Linked DNA regions of Homo sapiens: region 1 is linked to region 2. A link is a loop called in an ENCODE intact Hi-C map of the cell type or tissue named here. Cell type or tissue: HepG2. All regions are shown on one strand. Links, peaks and the distances in the headings refer to the core of each region. The heading gives the core; the rest is flanking DNA. Region 1 has its middle 250 kb from the start of GPR149. Region 2 overlaps LOC105374172 (a long non-coding RNA gene).

Evidence for each region. Peaks named below come from ENCODE experiments on the same cell type or tissue, not always from the same donor. Only the 100,000 strongest peaks of a DNase experiment are listed, where the experiment ranks them.
Region 1: a loop joins it to region 2, with 5 times the contacts of the local background. A loop is called at or near these places in 2 of 110 quality-filtered maps.

What each region holds. Positions count from the first base shown.
Region 1 is chr3:154,678,832-154,690,147 of GRCh38, forward strand. No RefSeq gene overlaps it. Among named protein-coding and RNA genes, the nearest start is that of GPR149, 250 kb to the left of the region's middle. In HepG2, for the core only: a CTCF peak has its summit at 5,374 (motif pointing right); no DNase peak of the experiment used is centred there.
Region 2 is chr3:155,317,292-155,328,607 of GRCh38, forward strand. LOC105374172 (a long non-coding RNA gene) reads left to right here. Exons shown (of 3, transcript XR_924604.2): 3 at 1,466-1,642. Among named protein-coding and RNA genes, the nearest start is that of STRIT1, 29 kb to the left of the region's middle. In HepG2, for the core only: CTCF peaks have their summits at 5,975 and 8,183; a DNase peak (open chromatin) is centred at 5,980; H3K4me3 peaks cover 571 bases.

The DNA of each region.
Region 1 (11,316 bases), core at 1,659-9,658, 640 kb before region 2:
ATACCACTTACACTGGATGTTACATTCTAAAATGTTCACACTATATTGTAAAAAATGAAACATAGTATGACTGGGATTAAACAAGGGAAATGGAATATTTATTGGATTAAATTAAATTTTCTTTCATGTTTAGCATAATCTACAGTTGGTACAAATAAGTGAAGCTATGCAATCTTAAAAACACTTTTAAACATCTGTTTTTCACTTGATTTAATAAAGCTAACACCTGTATTTTTATAAAAATAAAATATGTCTAAAAGCCTGTCACAGCTATTATTATAGATGTTATAAGTAAATATAATGTATAAATTAGCATTTTACTATAAGCTATATTTTAAAAGCTGCATGAGAGCCACGCAGATGACTTGTTAATTTGTTTGTTTAGAATCTCAGAAACTTTTTGTGTGTGAATCTGAAGAAAGAAAAAATTTAATTTTTCAGGTGAACTTTAAATTTTATGTTTGAAAGTCCTCCCAGATCTTTTTTTTTTTTTTTTTTTTTTGTGATGGAGTCTCACTCTTTCTCCCAGGCTGGAGTGCAGTGGCACGATCTCAGCTCACTGCAACCTCCACCTCCCGGGCTCAAGCGATTCTTCTGCCACAGCCTCCCGAGTAGCTAGGACTACAGGTGCACACCACCACGGCTGGCTAATTTTTGTATTTTTAGTAGAGACAGTAGAGACAATATGGTTTCACCATATTGACCAGGCTGGTCTCGAACTCCTGACCTCATGATCTGCCCGCCTTGGCCTCCCAAAGTGATGGGATTACAGGGGTGAGCCAACATGCCTGGCAGTCTGACCAGATCTTAAATGAGTGTCTTTTAAAACCACAGGTTAGTCTTTTATCCTAAAATACACTATTTTACTTTATGAGCACATGTAAAGGCCAAGACCACTGATAAGAAAAGAGCTGCTCTAGAGATGTGCAAATGTGAAGAGACAATACAATACACAGATGTCCAAGTTAAGAAGACATGGATGAAACAGGAAGAGAAAGAGAGTGAAGCAAATTCTGAAATACTTACACTTCATAGATCCAGAAGAGCTGATTTGGGCAGTTTTATGAAGGAGGTGCATCACCAGGAGACTTTTCAACAAGAGTTGGGACATCATTGGGCGGAAAGAAGTTGAAAATTGGTTTCAGGCAAGAATGAAGAAGAGATGGTGCCATATAGGGAGAATGAAAAGCAACTGTGAGAAGATAAGATCTTGATGGATAATACTTTCTCTTTGTCATGTTTATTTAATGTTGAATTGAAAGAACACATTAAATTATAGAAAGTCCCTCTGATACTACTCCATTTTCAAGTAAGTATATAAAAAGCCTTCTTAAAGCTTTCAACACTTAAAAACTTCCTGAGCCTAAATCTCTCACACCATAATTAACAAAATAAAGGCAGATGTGAAATACAAATTAAAGTTCTGAAAGCTGAAATTTAATTGGTAACTGATTTGGTGGAAAAATCTGACCTGGTCTGAACTAACACAAAGCTAGTAAATGTACAGGTATGAACTTTTGAAAATCTGAAGCTTTCTGAAGTCTGAAACGCATTTGCTTCCTGAGGGCTTCAGATAAAAATTGTGGATCAATTAGAATCAGTTTTCACCCTTCCTTTCTGCAGTTAAGTAATACCAGCATTTTTTTGGGCAGTGGTGGGGGCGGGGGAGAGTCTTTTTTAAGGGTAATTATATTAACCATTTTAATCTATTTCCTGTTACTTCTTTTGAACTTTCTTCAAATTCTTTATGTCCCTTTCAAAGTGACTGAGTCCAAATTTGGATACAATACTGAAGTCAACATCTGACCAATTCATATTATATGGTTTATTCCATTTCCACCTTTTCAACAACTATAAGTATTTTTAAAAGGATTGTTGTTTGTTCTATTTAGAGTAAACAGGCATGGTTCTTCCTCAATATCAGCTCACAAATGATCAGTATCTAGTTGATGTTTTGCATGGAGCAGGCTGTCAAGATATGTTGGTGAATTTATCAAAACATGGCTGACTACTAAAGTTCTATTCTTGTTCATGCATTGCTGTCTTATGCATACTTTTTTAAATGGTAGCTTATATGCATCCCTGTCTTATGATTCCTATCTTTCTTCCATTTGTGCAATTCCTTTTTTATTCCAAAGTATGTCATTCTAAACTTGTCCTTCCTAAACTTTATTTTTGATGACTCCTCCTTATTAAGATTGTTTTAAATTCTAAGCATAAGTTCCATGATGATAATAATTGCTCTTAGCTTTGGGTCATCTGCAAATCTACAGTGTATTTTTAGACACATGTTTATTTCCAAAAGGAATTACCAAAAATGGCGTAAGTAAATACAGAATAAGAAAATTTAAATATTCTGAAATATTTATTTTACACTTAATCCTGCCACCTTCATTCTGCAGGGAATATACTATAAACATAAATTCTCACAATATGTGTAGTTTTTAGACATGCAGTTTTTAGCATTTCAATCATGTTCCATTACAGCTGAATAATAAACATAGTCCCTTTCTTCAAGAAGCTCATGGTCTTTTGAGGAGGCAAACACATGAACAAATAATTGCAGTACAGAGATTTGAGTGCAATGACATGAGTATGTCCAAGGTACACTGTTTGGGGAAAATTTGAAAGGAGAATACTCAAACAGAATATGACTGGAACTGCTCCTGGTGAGGGAATAGAAAGGATGTTTTGGGGAGATGAAATAACCATAACAGAAATATTAGTGACAGAAAAACCACAACTAAACAGTACACAAAGATGCAGAGACGTGAGGGAAAACATTTAGGGAACTTTAACCTAACCAGTGTAACAGAGTCAAATATGCATATGGGCAAAATTACAAAGGACCACCTGGGCTATGGCAGGACTTTGTCTGAAGGCAATGAAGCACACTGATATGGAACCTTTGCATTTCATTTAAAATAAATTTATTTTTTATTTCCATAGGTTTTTTGGGGAACAAGTGTGTTTGGTTACATGAATAAGTTCTTTAGTGGTGGTTTCTGAGATTTTGGTGCACCCATCGCCCAGGCAGTATACCCTGTACCCAATTTGTAGTCTTTTATCCATCACCATCTTCCACTCTTCTCCCTAGGTCTCCAAAGTCCATTGTATCGTTCTGATGCCTTTGCATCCTCATAGCTTAGCTCCCACTTATGAATGAGAACATACGATGTTTGGTTTTCCCATCTTGAGTTACTTCATTTAGAATAATGGTCTCTGATTCCATCCAGGTTTCTCTGAATGCCGTTATTTTGTTCCTTTTTATGGCTGAGTAGTATTCCATGGTATGTATGTGTGTATATCACAATTTATGTATCCACTCATTGATTGATGGGCATTTGGGCTGGTTCCATATTTTTGCAATTGCAAATCGTGCTGCTATAAACATGTGTGTACAAGTAACTTTTTCGTATAATGACTTATTTTCCTGTGGGTAGATACCCAGTAGTGGGATTGTTGGATCAAATTTTAGTTCTACTTTTAGTTCTTTAAGGAATCTTACGCTGTTTTCCACAGTGGCTGAGCTACTTTACATTCCCACCAGCAGTGTAAAAGTATTTCCTTTTCACCACATCCCTGCCAACATCTATTATTTTTTGATTTTCTTTTATTATGGCCATTCCTGCAAGAGTAAGATGTAATGGCATTGTGGTTTTGATTTACATTTCTCTGATCATTAGTGATGTTGAGCGTTTTTTTCATGTTGTTGGCCATTTGTATAACTTTTTGTTTTGTTTTGTTTTTGAGATAGTATCTTGCTGTGTCACCCAGTCTGGAGTGCAGAGGTAAGATCTTGGCTTACTGCAACATCAGCCTCCTGGGTTCAAGTGATTCTCCTGCCTCAGCCCCCTAGTAGCTGGGATTACAGGCATGTGCCACCACACTGAGCTAATTTTCATATTTTAGTAGAGACGGTGTTTCACCAGATTGGTCAGGCTGGACTTAAACTCCTGACCTCAGGTGATCTGCCCACCTTGGCCTCCTAAAGTGCTGGTATTACAGGCATGAGCCACCATGCCCGGCCCATTTGTATATCTTCTTTTGAGAATTGTCTGTTCATATCCTTAGCCCACTTTTGGATGGGATTGTTTTTTTCTTGCTGATTCGTTTGAGTTCCCTAGATTCCTGATATTAGTCCTTTGTCAGATGTATAGATTATGAAGATTTTCTTGCACTCTGTGGTTTGTCTGTTTACTCTGCTGATTACTTCTTTCACTGTGTGGAAACTTTTTAGTTTAATTAAGTCCCATCTATTTATCTTTGTTTTTGTTGCATTTGCTTTTGGGTTTTTGGTCATAAAGTCTTTGTGTAAGCCAATGTCTAGAGGGGTTTTTCCAATGATATCTTCTAGAATTTTTATTGTTTCAGGTCTTAGATTTAAGTCCTTGATTCATCTGGAGTTGAGTTTTGTATAAGGTGGGAGATGAGGATTCAGGTTCATTCTTCTACATGTGGCTTGCCAATTATCCCAGCACCATTTGTTGAAGGGAGTGTCCTTTCCCCACTTTATGCTTTTATTTGCTTTGTCAAAGATCAGTTGGCTTTAAGTATTTGGCATTATTTCTAGGTTCTCTATTATTTTCCATTGATCTATGTTCTTATCTTATTCAAAAACCTTGTCTTTGAGTCTTCAAGCTCTGAAGTTCTGTCTTCTGCTTGTTCGATTCTATTGCTGAGACTTTTCAGTGCATTTTGCAATTCTCTAAGTGTGTCCTCCATTTCCAGGAGTTGTGATCATTTTTTATTTATGCTGTCTATTTTTCACTGAAGATATTTTTCATTCATATCCTGTATCATGTTTTTGATTTCTTTAATTTGGACTTCACCTTTCTCTGACACCTCCTTGATTCGCTTAAGAGTTGTCTTTCTGAATTCTTTTTCTGGCAGTTCAGAGATTTTGTCTCTGTTTGGATCCATTGCTGGTGAGTGAGTGTGATCTTTTGTGGGTGTTAAAGAACCTTGTTTGGCCATATTACCAGAATTGTTTTCCTGGATTCTTCTCATTTGGGTAGACTATGTCAGAGGGAAGATCTGAGGTACAAGGGCTGCTGTTCGGTTTCTTTTGTCCTGTGGAGTGTTCCATTGATATAGTGCTCTTCCCCTTTTTCTAGGGATGTGGCTTCTTGAGAGCCAAACTGCAGTGATTGTTATTTCTCTTCTGGATCTAGCTACCAAGCAGAGCTACCTGGCTCCAGGCTGGTACTGGGTGGTATCTGCACAGAAACCTGTAATGTGAACCATCTTCAGATTTCTCAGCAGTGGATAGTAGCATCTGCTCTGGTGGAGGTGGCAGGGGAACAAAATGGTCTCTGTGTGGGTCCTTAGTTGTAGTTTTATTTATTGCACCAGTTTTGTGCTCGTTGGCCTCGAGCCAGTAGGTGGCACTCTCAAGAGAGCATCAACTGTGGTAGTATAGGGAGGATCAGGTGGTGGGTGGGGCTCTAGAGCTCTGAAGATAATATGTTATTTGTCTTTGGCTACTAGGGCAGGTAGAGAAAGACCATCAGGTTGGGGCTGGACTAGGTATGTCTGAGCTCAGACTCTCCTTGGGCAGGGCTTGCCGCATCTGCTGTGGGGGGATCCGGGTGTGGTTCTCAGGCCAATGGAGTTATGTTCCCAGGAGGATTACAGCTGCTTCTGCTGTTCCGTGCAGGTCACCAGGGAAGTAGGGGAAAGCCAGCAGTTACAGGCCTCACCTAGCTCCCATGCAACACAAAGGCCCATCTCAGTCTCACAGTGCCCCCATTAATAGCACCGCGTTTGTTTCCGGGCAACGGGTGAGCAGGGTTGAGAATCTGTCTTATGCTACCAGCCCTCTGGCTGTGAAAGTAAGCAGAGTTTTCAGGTTTCATGCCTCCCTGGCTGCTGTGGCTTCTGTGCTGTGTCTGCACTCCAGATTCACCCCTGCCCCCGAGTCCTGTCCAGGAAACTCTGTTAGGTTGAAATCATTACAAAGTTCAGCTGGAAGTTTCTTTCTCCCTGTGGTCTTTTCCCAGTTCCTCTAGCAGCCCTCCCCAAGGACCTCTGCAAGGCAAAGTCATAAATGGCTTTCCGGGGACTGAGAGAACCCACGGGGCTCTTCCCACTGCTTCTTCTACCCCTGTATTTTGCTCAGCTCTCTAAAATTGTCTCAGCTTCAGATAAGGTCAGATTCTTCTCTTGTGATCTGGACCTTCAGGTTCCCCAGTGAGGGTGTGTGTTCAGGGGTGGACGATCCCCCTTTCACACTTTCACACTTAGGGTACTCACAGTTGTTGGGCTGTCCCCAGGGGGCCTTCAGGAGCAATCAACTTCCTTCAAAGAGTCTGTGGATTCTCTCGGCTTTTCTGGTATGTTCCTGCAGTAGTTCTTGGAGCAAAAGTTCACAATGTGAGTCTCCACAAGCTACTCTGTCTGAGTGAGAGATGAAATTTAGTTCTGCCTCCTATCTACCATTTTTCTTTGCATTTCAGAAAGGTGTTTCTGGATGTATTACAGAGGATAGATGGAAGGTACAGAAATTTGGAGAAGGGGAGTTGTCATAGTAAGAGAGAAGTACTGATGGCCGAACTGAAGTGATTTGCGAGAACAAAACAGAGAGGGATAGGGAAATAGGGAATGATGTGGAGGTTAGAGATTCACCATAGAGTATTGGTAGTTTAAAATCATTCATGGTTGGAAGAGCCACAACACATAAATTAGCAAACACAAAAAATGACTTTTTTTTTTTTTTTTTTTTTTGGAGAGCTCTTGGTTAAATATTTACCGGCATATGTCACTGAGAATATATTTGGAATAGAAACAAATTTATATTCTATATTTCTTTAGCTTGTAAAGATAGTCATATATTATGTTAGTGGCACTGAGAGCAAACTACCTACTAAATTGTTTTCATTATTTGGAGTCTTTTACAAAGACCATCCCTTTTCTCTGTTTTGCAAGGAAAAAAAATAAAGGAAAAGGGTTGCGTTTAGGGGTTATCACATGACTGGAAAAAGTGTTGAAAAGTCCTCTGCAGGTCTCTGCAGCTTCAGGCAGCTTCTGAGTTGCCAAGTATATTTATTTATATGGGCTCAGAGGGGCTTTATGGTTAGAGTTGTATACTGTGTGAATTTTTGAGTTTTATAATATGAACAAATGAAAGAAATACATTCTAAAGAATGGAGTTATATTAAGAATGTTGCCTGAAATAATAGTCCCTGTAATAAAAAATAAAGGATAATGCTATAATTTGAATGGATTTTTGAGGGTGTATATAAGTTACAATTATTAATATATGGCTCTATAGAAAGCCACTCATAAATAGATGTATTTATAATGTTGACCTGGTCTTTCCATTATGAATACAGATAACTACTTTTAGTGTCTTTCTCTGATCATGAGTGCATTTATAATAGATTAGCTGATGTAATTATTTAAAGTTTATTCTGTAAGTAGTCATAGAAATGAGACTTTGATACTGGAAGTAACTATCATAAAATGCATTAAGACCCTTTTCTTCCATTTTCCGTATTAGATATATTTAAGTTCTGTATGCTATAGCCGCATACAGAACTAACTTCCTTCCTTCCTTCTTTCCTTCCTTCCTTTTCCTTTCCTTTCTTCCTTTTATTTCCATCCTACTTCCTTCATTCACTCTTTGTTTCTTTATTAGGTCTTAAATTAAAATTTAGAGTTAATTTAATCACATGCCTCAAACATTTAAAAATCAAATAAAAATTCACAGTGGAAAATATTTTCACATTTCTGGTCCTTCATCCTTCCTGTTCCCATTTCCTTCTTCCTCACAAGTGACAAGCATGGCACATCAAATCACAGCTTTAACCAGACTCCTATGCATATATATATATATATAGAGAGAGAGAGAGAGAGAGAGAGAGAGAGAGATAGATAGTTATAAGCATGTATATAAATATAAATATATATATTTATATTTAAATCTTATCTACAGATTGATCTATAGATCTATCTTATCTATCTTAAATGTCTGTGTATTTAGATTTAGATTTAGATCTTATCCATATATAGATCTTATCTATATATATATTTTATGACAACTATGAAAATAACTGTTATTTTGCATTTTAAGTATTAATTTGTCTACTTACTTTTAGTAAGGATCAAGATGCAGTCTAGAAAATGATCTCAAACATCCCTCACTTATGCCTGGTAAAATTTACTCATAGGTTCTTGAGGATCTACCTTCCAACAGGCCAACCAATCAGAAACCTAGTAGGATTTGAATAGGTCTGCCTTACGTTCCACCTAGGAATTAACAAGGGTGACAGAGCTGAGATTTATCAGAAGGTAAAACAAAAATTGGCTGAGCACGGTGGCTCACACCTGTAATCCCAGCACTTTGCGGGGCTGAGGCGGGCAGATCACGAGGTCAGGAGATGAGACCATCCTGGCTAACACGGTGAAACCCCGTCTCCACTAAAAATACAAAAAAAATTAGCTGGGCGTGGTAAGTGGGTGCCTGCAGTCCCAGCTACTTGGGAGGCTGAGGCAGGAGAATGGGGTGAATCCGGGAGGCGGAGGTGGTAGTGAGCCGAGATCGTGCCACTGCTTGGGCGACAGAGAGAGACTCCGTCTCAAAAAAAAAAAAAAAAAAAGAAAAAGAAAAAGAAAAAAGGGGGGAATGAGATAGCTTCCAAAGTGAGGGAGAACAGCAGGAACAAGCCTTTGAAAGAATTGTACCTTTCTACATGGCCTCTGCTTTCCTTCTGCCAAGCAGTTCTCCAAAATGAGAAGGTTAAGAAACTTTGTCACAGACACAAGGACATATGTGTATAGAACCAAGAACTCCCAAGATAGGGGAAAAGAAAACAACTCTAGGAATCCCAGGGTATGGTTCAAAAAAGAATGAAAATAATTTGATTTTAAAGAGATCTGAATATGTTATCCACCCCAAAAGTATATTTCACAACTATCCAGTTTAGTGATATGCAAGTTTGACTTCTTGGTTTCATGTTAATAAACACACCAGCAGCTTTCTGATAAAGAATATGTAGATCTCACACCTAGTCTAGCAATATTAATAAAATATACTTTTTCTAATCTTCTATTTTATAAAAAACATTGTTGACATAACCTTTCTATTGTAGTTCATTTTTGGCTCCACTTATTTTTCGACCTGTCTTTTTCTTACTTATATGTTTTTTCGTATCACATTTATCTTTGTTATACATCATAAATTCTTTATTTTTAGAGAAACATTGCATATGGTTGAATTACAAAAGTAAATTATTCAAGTAGAGAAATGTTGATGGTGACATTTCATTTGAAAATTGTTTCTGGAACAATATGGTTACAGGTAAGTAAATTAAATAAGGCCCATAGGGAAATGTTAGAACACACATTTCATCCAGGATATAGCCACTTGAATGTCTTGAGGTCAATTGTTTACCCAGAAATACCAATAGTATCTGCTTGCTCCCTGGCTTGCTGAGTGGGTGTACATTCTCTTCTCTCCTCCTTTACCCCTTCTCCTTTGTAAACGTACACTGTTTTAAAATCTCGGATGCACAGACAGAAGATCATGACTCATAAATTTTGTTTTGTTTGGTTTTGATTCAGAATTATATACCTGTTGGATTGTACTCAATAGTAAACTTTGCAGAAGTATATGAAGCAAAACCTCATTATATTTACCAAAATGTAAACATAGAGATTGTTGATTGAAATAAACAGACTTCAAAACAGTATATATAATATCACATTTGTTTGTTAAACAAATATACATTTTTTTAAAAAGTATTTCTTTCACAGAGTAAGATCTGGGAAGACATCCACTAAGATATTAGCAGTGTAGATCTCAGGGTGATAAGAATATTTCTTATTTATTTTTCAAAAACTTCATTGTAGCATAAATTACCATTCTATGAACTCAGATGTATCAAGTGTAAACCGCTTCACTACTCACACGTACATTATATTCTACTAGTAATCATTAATATTGCAGGCTTCTTACATTAGTGTTATTACAAAAACCAATTTTATGAAAATAAAAAAATTAATAAAAGCAACCAGTCAGAGAATGTGCCAGAACAGTGCTTGATGCTGGGATATAATAAAGAGCCAAATACCTATAGTCTTTTTTTCTCATGATGCTCAGAGGCTAGTGGGACAGAAAAACAGACAAACCGATTAAGGGTTGCACTTACCACAGTGTATAGCCATAGAAATGTACAATCTGTTCACTTTAATGTATACATGTTTGGTATCTTAGAGGCTACTCATAATTTAAATTTAAAATAAATTTCAGGTTGAGCATGGTGGCCCATGCCTATAAACCTAGCACTTTGGGAGGCCAAGACGAGAGAACGGCGTGAGCCCAGGAATTTGAGACAAGCTTGGGCAGCATGGCAAGACCCCATCTCTATAAAAAATTTAAAGGTCAGCCAAGCACGATGGCGTGTGCCTGTGGTGACAGCTATCTGGGAGGCTGAGGTGGGAGAATCACATGAGCTCAGGAGGTTGAGGCTACAATGAGCCATGTTTGTACCACTGCACTCCAGGCTGGGTGACAGAGTGAGAACCTGCATCAAAAAAATTAAAAGTATAAACATAAATAAAATACATTTAATGGGAGATCAAATAAGCAGCTAGACCTCATAAGAATCTGAATAAACCATTTCTGATATTATTGATCTACACGATGCATTGAAAAGTGAATTTATATCCCTCCAAAAAACTTTTATGTGGGCATGTGAATTTGTATATGCTTTCAGAAAAAACATGATATCCGACAATACCTATTATTTGAATCTAGCTTTTCACTTAATATTCCTAGGGCAGTTTTCCATATCATCATATAAATCTACTTTATTCTTTTAAATTCTGCATTAAGCTTGGCAATTTATTTAACCAGTGATCAACATTGATTTCAAGTTTCTTGTTATTAAACACATTTCATGGAATATCTAATATCTATGTATCCATATATTTTTGTGGTCTGTGTAATATAATTGTAAAATAAATTTCTAAATTGGTAATTATGGCTAAAGAGTGTTAAATATTAATTTAAATAAATAGGTCCAAATTGTCCTTTAAACAATTTTGCCTCTACTATCTGTGTATGAAAGTTTTTGCTTTATCACACTAATTTTGTCAGGTTATTTATTATTTAGTAAATTTCTTTGCATATTTTAATTCTAAATACAGTTAAACATATTTTCAGATTTTTGTTAAATTTTTTAGTAAATTAACATTTGCTTTTTTCTCATTCCTTTCACTCCACATTCATTTCACAATATTTGTTTATGGCCAATAATGTGCTAAGCATAATTAGAGATACTAGAAGCATAACAGTCAAAAAACAGAAGAAAA
Region 2 (11,316 bases), core at 1,709-9,708:
ATGGACTTTTCATACTAAGTCCAGGGCATGGATGCATGAACTGGTACTAATTAACACCAGCTTAGGCTATCTCTTTGAAAGTTTCATTTTTTTTATGTTTGTCATTTGAATCACAACAATGAAAAAATAAATAATTAATCATAAGACAAAAATCCAGTTACGTATGTGTTCAGCTACATGAATTATTTCTTATGGAACCAAGGTCAAGCATTTTAATTTTTCATTCTAATGAGGATAAGAAAGGCAAGTGAGCTAAATCATACATAGACATGATTAAAAGAGGCAAGGATTATTATACTGAGCAGTATCTTGTAATTGTTTAAAGACTAGTCCGATATGATGTCAAAAGAGGGAATTAGGGTTTTCTTTTTTTTGTTTTTCGTTTTGTTTTGTTTTTGAGATGGAGACTTGCTCTGTCACCCAGGCTGGGGTACAGTAGCACGATCTCGGCTCACTGCAACCTCCACCTCCCGAGTTCAAGCAGTTCTCTTCCTCAGCCTCCCAAGTAGCTGGGATTACAGGTGTCTGCCACCACCCCTGGCTAATTTTTGTGCATTTTTAGTAGAGAAGGGGTTTCACCATTTTGGCCAGGCTGGTCTTGAACTCCTGACCTCGTGATCTACCCGCCTTGGCCTCCCAAAATACTGGGATTACAGGCGTAAGCCACAGCGCCCGGCCTGGGAATGAGGTTTTAAAGATACTTGCAATAAGTAAAAGGAGTTATTTTTACCCAGAATTATAAAATTACACCTATGTATTTTTTTTTAAGGTACTAGACACAGAGTGAAAAATACAAACACTTAATATAATGGATTAAGATTCTGGGCAGCCAACACTCACTTTTTTAGAAGAGTTCATCTTACTAAGGATCCAATGTAGACAGTAGAGAAGATGCTTACAACATTAAATGGGAAAAGGGTCCTGTCTTTGGTCTGTCCCTGCAAAACAGAGGCTTAAGCTGAGATTAGCCTGCAAGGAGGCTTACTGGGAAGGGCTCTAGGGAACAATACCTGTGAGGTAGAAATGAAAGCAGGACTGAGTAGAGAGGAAAAGGGTGAATGATGATTGGCAGTGACCAATCATCATTGGCTGAGCTTCCATGAATTGTATGGAAAGCCATAGAAGAGGGATGGCCCCTCAGAGTTGTCCAAACATGTGGCAAGGGAACCAGGCCTTTGTACCTCCACACTGACCAGTCAAGTGGATCGTACTCACAAGGGGATAGAAACTGAGCCAAGACCACCCCTTTTGTCCAAGAGCAGTGCCTGAGGAAGGACTCAGCTATGAACAGTCAGCATGCAGCACTCAGGGCAGCTGGTGGAACAAAGGGGTCCTGGGTGGTGTATAGAGCATCCACTGCAAGTCCCTGGAGTGGAGACTGTTACTAATAGGTAATATTGAGCTGCAAGAATTCCTGACATTAGTAAAATGCAGTGAGAACTTCATTTTATGCTTGTCTACTCAGGTAAAATCCAAAGAAGAGAACGCATCAGGACAAAAAAATAAAAGCTGTAGTATAAGTTCCAGAAAAACAAAAATAGGTGTAATGCAATTCCAAGATAACTGACATCTGCAGAAGTCTCACATTAGGTATGTGTTTAGATTCTCTCCCTCCCATGCATATACATTCCCTCCCATGCATATGCATTATAGACCTTGTGATCCTTAAGTCAAGAAAATTTAGTCCAGCAATACTCCTGGTCAGAGAAATATGACATCACACTCACAAACAAACATCAAATGAAGAACTCTCCATGCTCTCTCTCATTCGGGCCAGAACAAAAACCACACACTTGCAGATAAGTAATATGAATGTGGAGGGGCTTTGGCTTAGCAACAGCATTTTATTTCCCCTATTATTGTGTTGGCTGCTGAAAAGATCCCAAACACCTAATTCAAATAAAATGTAAAATGTTTGCTCCTTGCTTCTTATTTCTCATTGTCTTCACTGCATTTCAACTGGAATGTTCTGCCACCATCTCAAACTTAAAATGGCCCATGCCAGCCTCCTCACCAAATTTACTCAGAGAGTTTTTCAAATTAACAAACTGTAATACAGACAAGATAGATGCATGGTGCTCTAGGTTGCATATCCACCAAAACAAATCTGAAAAGCAGAAAATAATTAATTGTTCTTGAGTCAAAGGTACAAAATGTTAGAAATTATATTGATTTTTCTCCAGTTTTATTGAGGTATACTTGACAAATAAAAATTGTATATATTTAAGGTATGCAATGTGACTTTCTGAGATATGTATACATGTATACATTGTAAAATGATTACCACAATCAAGCTAATTAACATACCCATTATCACACGTAATTACCATTTTGTGTGTGTGGTGAGAACACTTAAGATAAACTTTCTTAGCAAATTTTCAAATATAAAATAGAGTATTATTCATTATAGTCAGCATACTGTACATTAGATCACCAGAACTTCTTCATCCCATGTAACTGAACCTTCGGACATTTTCGTCATTATTTCCCAATTTCCCCACCCACCTCCTGGCTCCCAGCAACCACCATTCCACTCTCTGAGTTTAGCATGTTTAGATTCCATATAAAAGTAAGATCATGCAATGTTTGTCTTTCTGTCTCTGGCTTATTCACTTGGCATAATGTCCTCCCAGGTTAATCCATGTTGTCAAAAATGGTAGGATTTCCTTTTTTTTAGGCTGAATACACACACACCCCCCCCCCCCACATTTTTAATCCATTCATCTGTTGATGAACACGTAGGTTGTTTCCAATATATCTTGGCTATTGTGAATAATGCTGCAATGAACATGGGTGTGCAGATATGTCTTTGAGATACTGATTTTATTTCCTTTGGATATACCACCCAGAAGTGGGATTCCTGGCTTGTATGCTAATTCTGTTTTTATTTTATTTTATTTTATTTTATTTTATTTTATTTTATTTTATTTTATTTTATTTTTTGAAACATGTTCTCATTCTGTCACCCAGGCTGGAGTGCACAGTGGTGTAAACACCATTCACTGCAGCCTCAACCTCCCGCCTCAGCCTGCCAAGTAGCTGGGAGAACAGGCTCACACCACCACATCCAGCTAATTTTTTTTTTTTCTTGGTGGAGATGGGGTCTTGTCATGTTGCCCAGGCTGGCCTGGAACTCCTGGACTCAAGTGATCCTCCCAACTAGGCCTCCCAAAAGGCTGGGATTACAGGCCTGAGCCACTGCACCTGGCTTATTTTTAAGTTTTTGAGGAATCGCCATACAATTTTTCCTTAATAGCTGTACCAATTTACATTCCCACCCCAGTGTTCAAAGGCTCCCTTTTCTCCACAGCCTCACTTGTTTTGTCCTTTAGATAATAGCCATCCTAATAGGTGTGAAGCGATAGCCCACTGGAGGTTTGAATCATGTTTCTCTGACGATTAGTGATGTTGAGCACCTTTTCATATACCTGTTGGCCATTTGTATGTTTTCTTTTGAGAAATGTCTATTCAGGTTCTCAGTTCATTTTTCAATCTGGTTGTTTTGTTTTTTGCTATTGAGTTGTTTTCATTCCTTATATGTTTGGGATATCAGTTCCTTGTCAGATAAACAATTTGCACATATTCTCTCCCGTTCTGTCAGCTGCCTTTCAATTGATTTTTAGTGACACACAGTTTTTAAGTAGAAGCATAGGTGAAAAATAAATTATGCATTTTTTCTCAACCAGAAACTTTTTCTTTTTTCAAGGCTAATATACACAGATGGTTTCAGAATCATTCATACCTAAAATATATTGAACAAGCTATGATGCATAAAACACACAGTTTCATAGCAAGAAAGAATCTTAGATAACCTATTTCAACCTACCCATTTTACAGATAAGGAAGGGAGGCCAGAAATGGAAGTCACTCAGCAATGGACTTAGAGTTAATTAGTAGCCATTGCCACACAGAAGCCAACTCTCAAAACAGTGTTTTTTGTACAACAATAAGCTCCATTCACATTTCAGGAAGTTTCAGTGTGTCCTTGTTTTCTATCATCACTGCAATTAATTAATATTTAATCTGATAGGAGATTGTGATTCCTAATGTCCTGTTCAATAGTAATGTTAAATGTTTAAGCTGCTTTAGCTTTTGGAATACAATACAGAAAACTGTGGTGAGATTTTATATCTTGGATAAACCTTGTTCCATATTTTGTATAAGTCATAAAGCTGGGAAATGTGGTTACCTGGTCACAAAAGTTAAATGCATTGAATATACGTTCTTTACGTAGGCCCCAGACCCATGGAAAAGAGCTGATCCCATGAGACTCCAGTGCTGAGGGAAGTGGCAGCTCTAATAACCTCCAACAATGTTCTGCCTGGAAAGAGGTTTGCAACTTAAAAGGATGCATGGCCTAAAGCCAGCACTGATCACATAGCATGAAAAAATTAAAACCAGGATCTAGTTTCAAATTCTGAAAGGCATTTTAAATGACTGGCTGACCCTGCATTGTAATTTTCATTATTGTTTTCCTACTTCATTCAGAACAGGATTTTGTATTGGGATTTTAAAAGGAATACAAGTAGAAAAAAATCCATAACCATACATCCTCCCAGCCTCTAAAAGTTCTCTTTATTTATTACTTTTGGCTTTTATTCTGGATCTTACAAGGAAAAATTATGTGTATATATATATACACACACACACATATATGTGTATATATATATACACGTACGTATGTGTATATATATATATATGTGTATATATATATACACATACATATATATCCTCTCACATTTCACATTTTATCCTCATTTCCAGACATGATACACTGTTGGCTAACATATTTTCTATATTATCAATAGCAGATTAGCTTATTCCTTGCCTATGAAGGGCAAGTTAAAAGTTCAATGTTAGTAAGAGTCGGTTCACCCTTCACCCTGATCTGTGACCCTAGACAGTGTTCCAGAACCTAACTATCCCTCTAATAAAAAACAATAGGAAAACCCCATGCAAGAGTGAATGGCCTCCTAACACTACTGGAAAATATCTCCAATGACATATGTTCATCTAGAGGCTAGCAGCACCTTCTTTACACACAACAGGCAGTAACACTGACAATTTCTTTAAAACCAGCTGCATTCCATGCCTTTCCCTGGACCCTGGGAATGCAGCAAGGAGAAAGTTAGACCCAGTCCCTGCCTTCTTAGAACTGCATTCTAAATTCTGCTTCTTCCAGCAAGTCTGTTGAAAATTTCAGATAATCTTGATTTCTTTCTTCTCTGAGCTTCTGTAGCACTTAGAATCTGTAACTGAATATAAGACCACTTTATACTGGAATTTTATGTGTTTCACTTTTACTCATTCAGGCAACACTAATCTCCTTTTCCCAATGAGATTATAAATGCCTTGAAATCAAGGAATTTTTTAATTTTCTGTTATACTTAATGCTTAACACAAGAGTGGTCACTCCGATTTAATGTTGCCTTTTTGTTGCTGTTGAGCAGCTAAAAAAATTACAGGTAAAAAAGACTAAGCAATTTTAAATACAATTTTGAGAACTTTGAATAACACAAACTAGTAAGTAATATATTCATACATAAATATTTAATTCACAATCTCTCTATAGTATTAAATGAAAAGCAAATTCTTATCACTGTATACGCATAGGAAAAAGAGACAGATACCAAAATAGTACGTTAAATCATATGAAATTGTGAGTTTTGTTGTCTAGTAGGTCCATACGGTTAAACACAATATAAATTCAGCTTGGTTATAGGTGGAATTAAATTTTCTTCATATTTTAAGGTACTTTATTTTCCTATAGTAAACATTTATTTTTAATTAGAAAAACAATTTAAAATTACTCTGATTTGTTAAATACACTAATAAGGCACTCTTTTTTGAAATCTGTGAAAAGATGATTTGTCCACAGCAAGTCTGACATCTAGCCTTCTAAAGACTTGGTGGGATTTGCTGCATTAGATCCAGCACAACTGTCCTTGACAAGGTGACTATTTGGTGTCTAACACCCTCTAGTGAGCGGATTGCGAACACTCAGTTTATTCTTGTAATTACACTTGAAAACAGAGGACCTCTCCAATTGATGCCAGCATTGTTACTAATGGTTTTTAGTTGCAGAAAATTATGATTATGAGTGTGAATTTCTAAAGGAGCTCAGTTTTCATTTTTTTGTGAGTCAAATGAGTCCAGTGTTTCTATTATTAATAGATACAGCCTTTACCTTCAATTCAATTTGAATTGCAAAGACTCAAGATAAAGAATGGTATAACATTTAAGGACATCAGGATTAACTGGATTATCTACCACCCTTCTAATTTCAATGCAACCAGTCTGTATTACCTATGGCACATGCCACAGGGATAATGCCCACGTGACTGACAGGAACAACCAAGTACATAGCCTAGAACAGGAGAGCTGGGGGTGATCATTAAATGCTACACAATGGAGCTGGGGCCTGTGCCACATGGCTTTCAACGTTAATATTTATTCAGAAATTGGATAAATGTCATTCATTTATATAAATTCAATATAGCCAGTTGGTTCTTTGCACTTTAATTTTTACTCTTCCTTTGAACTAATGCTGTGAGTTTAGATTTATTGTGCAAATTTCAATTTGATGAATTAAATAAATAAATGAACATTTAAAGATATGTATTCATTTACAATCTGAACCTCACTCAGTCCTAAATTTAGTATCCATTACTTTCTGAGGTTGAATTTCTTCTGGTAAAGACCTTTTGTTAGCACCATTCCCAGGGTAATTCCCCTTTCCCCCAAGAAGATCCCAAGCAGCAACTCTTCCTATCTCTTGTTTCTCTTTAAACTGGGAGGGTTCTTTGTAATACAAGCTGCAGGCTGAAACCATCTCACCTTACCTACTTGTATTGGTTCAACACATATTTACTATAGTGCTATTGTAAAAATCTGGATCAATATTCTAGTTCTGAGCAATTATCCTGTAAATCCTGCCAGGTGATGAGAATAAATAGGATGCCGATCACCCAGAGGTTTCCTTTTGGGGAAAGTAAGACCGAGGGAGCTAACCAAATCCAAGCCCCATGCACCCAAATCTTAGCAAGCATAACTATAGCCACCAGTTATCTGGGTGTGTCACAAGACATTCTTTCCTCTCTCTTGGAGGACGCAGTTCCACGGCTTCACCTTAGCATTCGGCTTATGATAAGGAGTCCATGCAACCCCTCCAAGACACATTTTTGTCCCAAACTCTATTCCAAGCTTCGGGTCAAAGCCCTAGGAAAGAAAACTGGATCTAAGGGATCCAGAGGTAGACGATAACAGAGGTTAAAAGGCACAGTGCAGGTGAACATGGCTAATTCCTATTGATTAAGCCAAGCCTCCCATTTCATGGATAAAGGTAATGCTAGTATCCATGGCATAAATGAGGTCTAGGGAACTCCAAGGCTACTGACAGTAGGGGGGGATAGAGACATAGGTGAGAGTGGATAATTCCTATTCTCTAGGCCCTCCCTGCTTCATGGGTGCAGGCCTCTTTGGCACCCATGGGTGGTGGCTGCCAAGGTCGCCAGGACCCAGGGATGCAAGGAAGAAAGAGGGCGCTCTTCCTTCTTTCCCTCACGTACCCCAGGTATTTGCTAGGAAAAGAAGGGAACAAGGGATGTCTGCTCCCCTCTTTCTAGATGGGTAGCCATTCATCTTCAGTCTATACCCCTTTCAAATGCATCCTGAACCCCTTTGAAATAACACCTTCTTTTTTCCTTTCTCCTCCTCTGTCCTCTCTCCACTGATAGGTAACTGTGTCTCCATACTATAGAACACTCCCCTCAGATGCATCCTCCAAACTGGAAAGAGTTAATTTCCCAAACCTTAAACTGGTGGATTTAGGATTGGGCTCAGGGGAAGAGAACCCAGAAGCCCAGCATGCTGGCAAAAACGCAAAGGTTTTTTACCAGTCAGGCTTTTAGCCTCCCTCTCCCTGTGCAAACTGGTAAAAGGCCTCGGGATTTTTTAGCTGTCCTTACCCCTCCCATTTCCCAAAATGAAAATGCTTGTTCATTTTGATACATGTTTTCTAATAATCAGGTTTGTCTCTTTTTGCCCTCAGGCCATCAAACTCCAAATGGTCATGCAACTGGAGCCTTGGATGATGGCCCCTTCTATTGGGGACCTTTAGATAGGCCGCTGAGAGAGATCTATTTTTCCCAAAACAGCACCCCCTGTCAGCAGGAAGCAGTTAAGATCCATCTTCATCCTCATCCTTATTTTAATGGCAGTTAGATGTACTTCTTTAGAGTGCGGGAACCAGACAGCCAAGCATAAAGGGGTCCCTGGAGAAACTCCAACCGGCATGCACACTAGGAGGAGTGCACACTGGGGCGGAGCCTCGGGAAGTTCAAGCGTTTGCAGTGGAGAGGACCTGGCCCCTCCTCTTCCTGGTTAGTACCTGGGATTCAAGCTGTGAGGCAGGAAGCCAGCTAGCAGGACTTTCGGTTTTCTGAGACTCCCCGTTTTCTTTTCTTTTCTTTTCTTTTTTTCGCTTTACACCCGGTAAACCCTGCCCTTCTCATCCTTCAAAGTGTCTGTGAGCCTAATCTGTTATGGTCGTGTGACAAGGACCCTGTTTTCAGCTGAGCTAAGAACAGTTTTACAATACTATTGGAAGTAATTCAGGGTGCTTTTTGCTGTATCTGATACAAAGATAATTAAATTGTTTTTAAAATGAGAAATTAACCTAGGATAGCTGGTAATTTAGAAAAGGAATTCTTGTCTGTGTGTAAGCAACTCTAAAGTAGAATAGAATGCATTAAGCCCCCTCCACACCCCCACCCCACCTCCACAGGTGCAAGTGACGGCCATAGAGCATGAGGAGGGAGTGGTGCTGTCATTCACAAGTGACTTTGGGGGGGAGCTGGCACTCCAGCTGGATCTTAAACAATGACCCAGCTCAAAATCTTTTCTCTGCCCATCCCCACTCCCACTCGCCCCTGCACCAACCTTCTCTGCCCTCTCAAATGCTTCCTTTTTTTCTTACTTGAAATTATAGTGTTATCTAACCAAACTGGGGTCTGCTGGCCCAGAGTAGTAAGACCAGATATCCCCACCGAGGTTTGCACCAGAGAAAGGAAGGCATTTATTTGCAGGATGCCAAGCAAGGAGGATCAGGCAGTTAACGTGCAAGTCCCAACCTCCCCAGTGGCTAGCAGGCAAGGGTTTTTAAAGGCCGGGGTAGATTTCAAGAAAGCAGAAGTCATAGGAGATTACATATTGATTTTGGCCTAAAAGCATGACCTAGAAGTTCTCTCAAAGCAGTTCAAGATTTTCTTTTATTTCCGTGCTTGTCCCCCTTCCCCAGCAGACCCCTAAGAGGGTGTCCCTAATCTGTCTAAAGGAAAAGAGAAAAAGAACGGCCGGACGCAGTGGCTCATGCCTGAAATCCCAGCACTTTGGGAGGCTGAGGCAGGCGGATCACCTGAGGTCAGGAGTTCGAGACCAGCCTGGGCAACATGGCGAAACTCCGTCTCTAGTAAAAATACAAATATTAGCCAGGCATGGTAGCGGGTGCCTGTAATCCCAGCTACTCAGGAGGCTGAGGCAGGAGAATTGCTTGAACACAGGAGCCAGAGGTTGCAGTGAGCTGAGATCACACCACTGCACTCCAGCTTGGGTGACAGAGACTCCGTCTCAATAAATAAAAAAATACATGAAAAAATGACAAGAAAAAGAACAAAAAAGGCAGGAGCCAGGAGAATAGAGAAAAAAAACAAAGTGTGTTCAGGGAGACGGGTAAAAAGCTCACACTTCAGGACTCTGGGGCAACAGAAACCCGTTGCAGGTTCCCCTTTTGATGTGTAGTTTGGTGAAGGTCCAGAGGCAAGGGTATTGGGCATGTAAAACATACTTCTGCCAAGACATTTATGTGCGTATGACTCAAGTCAAGCACAGTCCTTCTTTCTGCCAAGCTGTGGTGCAAGAAAGAGCTTCCTCTACCCTCATGATACCATAGGGTCTCCCAGCCCAAGGAAGAGGCAATACTTCCTAGGTTATCCCAGCAAATTCAAAGCTAAGAGCTCAGGTGCATTTGGTTTGGATCATAACATTTCAGGTATGTTGAGAGAACAGGAAAGGACTCACCCTTCGTAAAACAGGAAATAGCATGGATTTTTTTCTTCAATGTCTCTAATAATCTTCTGTTGTGTTAGGTAAAAGATAGGGTGGAGTAGATCTAAGGGAACCATCCCTCAAGGGTCCAGTCCCACTTTACACCCTTACATAACAGCAGAAACCCAAAAGGACCAAAGCATGCAGGGAACAAGCCAGTAGCTTTTTCTACTACCTTATTCATACCCCCTCCTGCTCCCTGGTCCCCTGCCTCTGGAAGATAACCAGGGCCTGTGTCCCCTCCACTCTCCAAGCTCTCAAACTCTGCCCTCCAGAAAGGCTTGGACTTAATCCTCTGATTACTATCCAGGTGTAAACACCCCCACCCACAAAAAAAAAAATTCTAAGCCCCACAACCAACTAAATGGATGCCTCCTCTCCGCCAAGGGGATTTCAAAGATTAGTTAAAACTAATTTTAATTAGTTTTAATTAGATTAAAAACAGTAGTTCAGGCCACAATGGGAAGGGGAGTGGGACAGGCCTCATTATTTTCTCCTGCCTTTGGAATTCAGACAGAACCGACCAGCATTAACAGCAAAACAGAGATCTTAAGACTGACATAACAGACTCTTTGTAGAATAAGATAGCGAATTCCAACCTAAGTCTAGCATAGCATCATATGACAAATAGCAGGCCCTGAAAGTATCAAAGTATTTTATCCCAAAATATATTTCTTTGACATATTTTGAAATAGCCCTGCAAAGCTGCCTCTTGTGGGGAAAATCTACATTCTGTAGAAAATCCCCTTCCCTTTCTAGGTCTTTTCCTAATCCAGGAGAGGTTTAACTAAGAGTCTGGCACCTTTAAATTCTGGTGAGAGACATTTACCATCTATTCTCTCTGAAGCCTGCTACCTGGAAGCTTCATTTATATAACAAGAACCTTGATCTCCACATTCTCTTATCTTAACCCAGACACTCCTTTCTATTGATTCCACATTTTTAGACAATAACTTAAGTCTTTCAACCACTTGCCAATCAGAAAATCTTTGACTCCACCTATGACCTGTAAAGCCCACCCCCACCTCTACTTCAAGTTGTCCCACCTTTTCCTACCAAACCACTGTACACCTTACATGTATTGTTACATGTATTGATTGATGTCTGCCTGTAACTTCTGTCCCCCTAAAATGTATAAAATCAAATGCAACCCAACAAACTTGGGCACGTGTTCTCAGTACCTCTTGAGACTGTGCCTCAAGCCATGGTCAC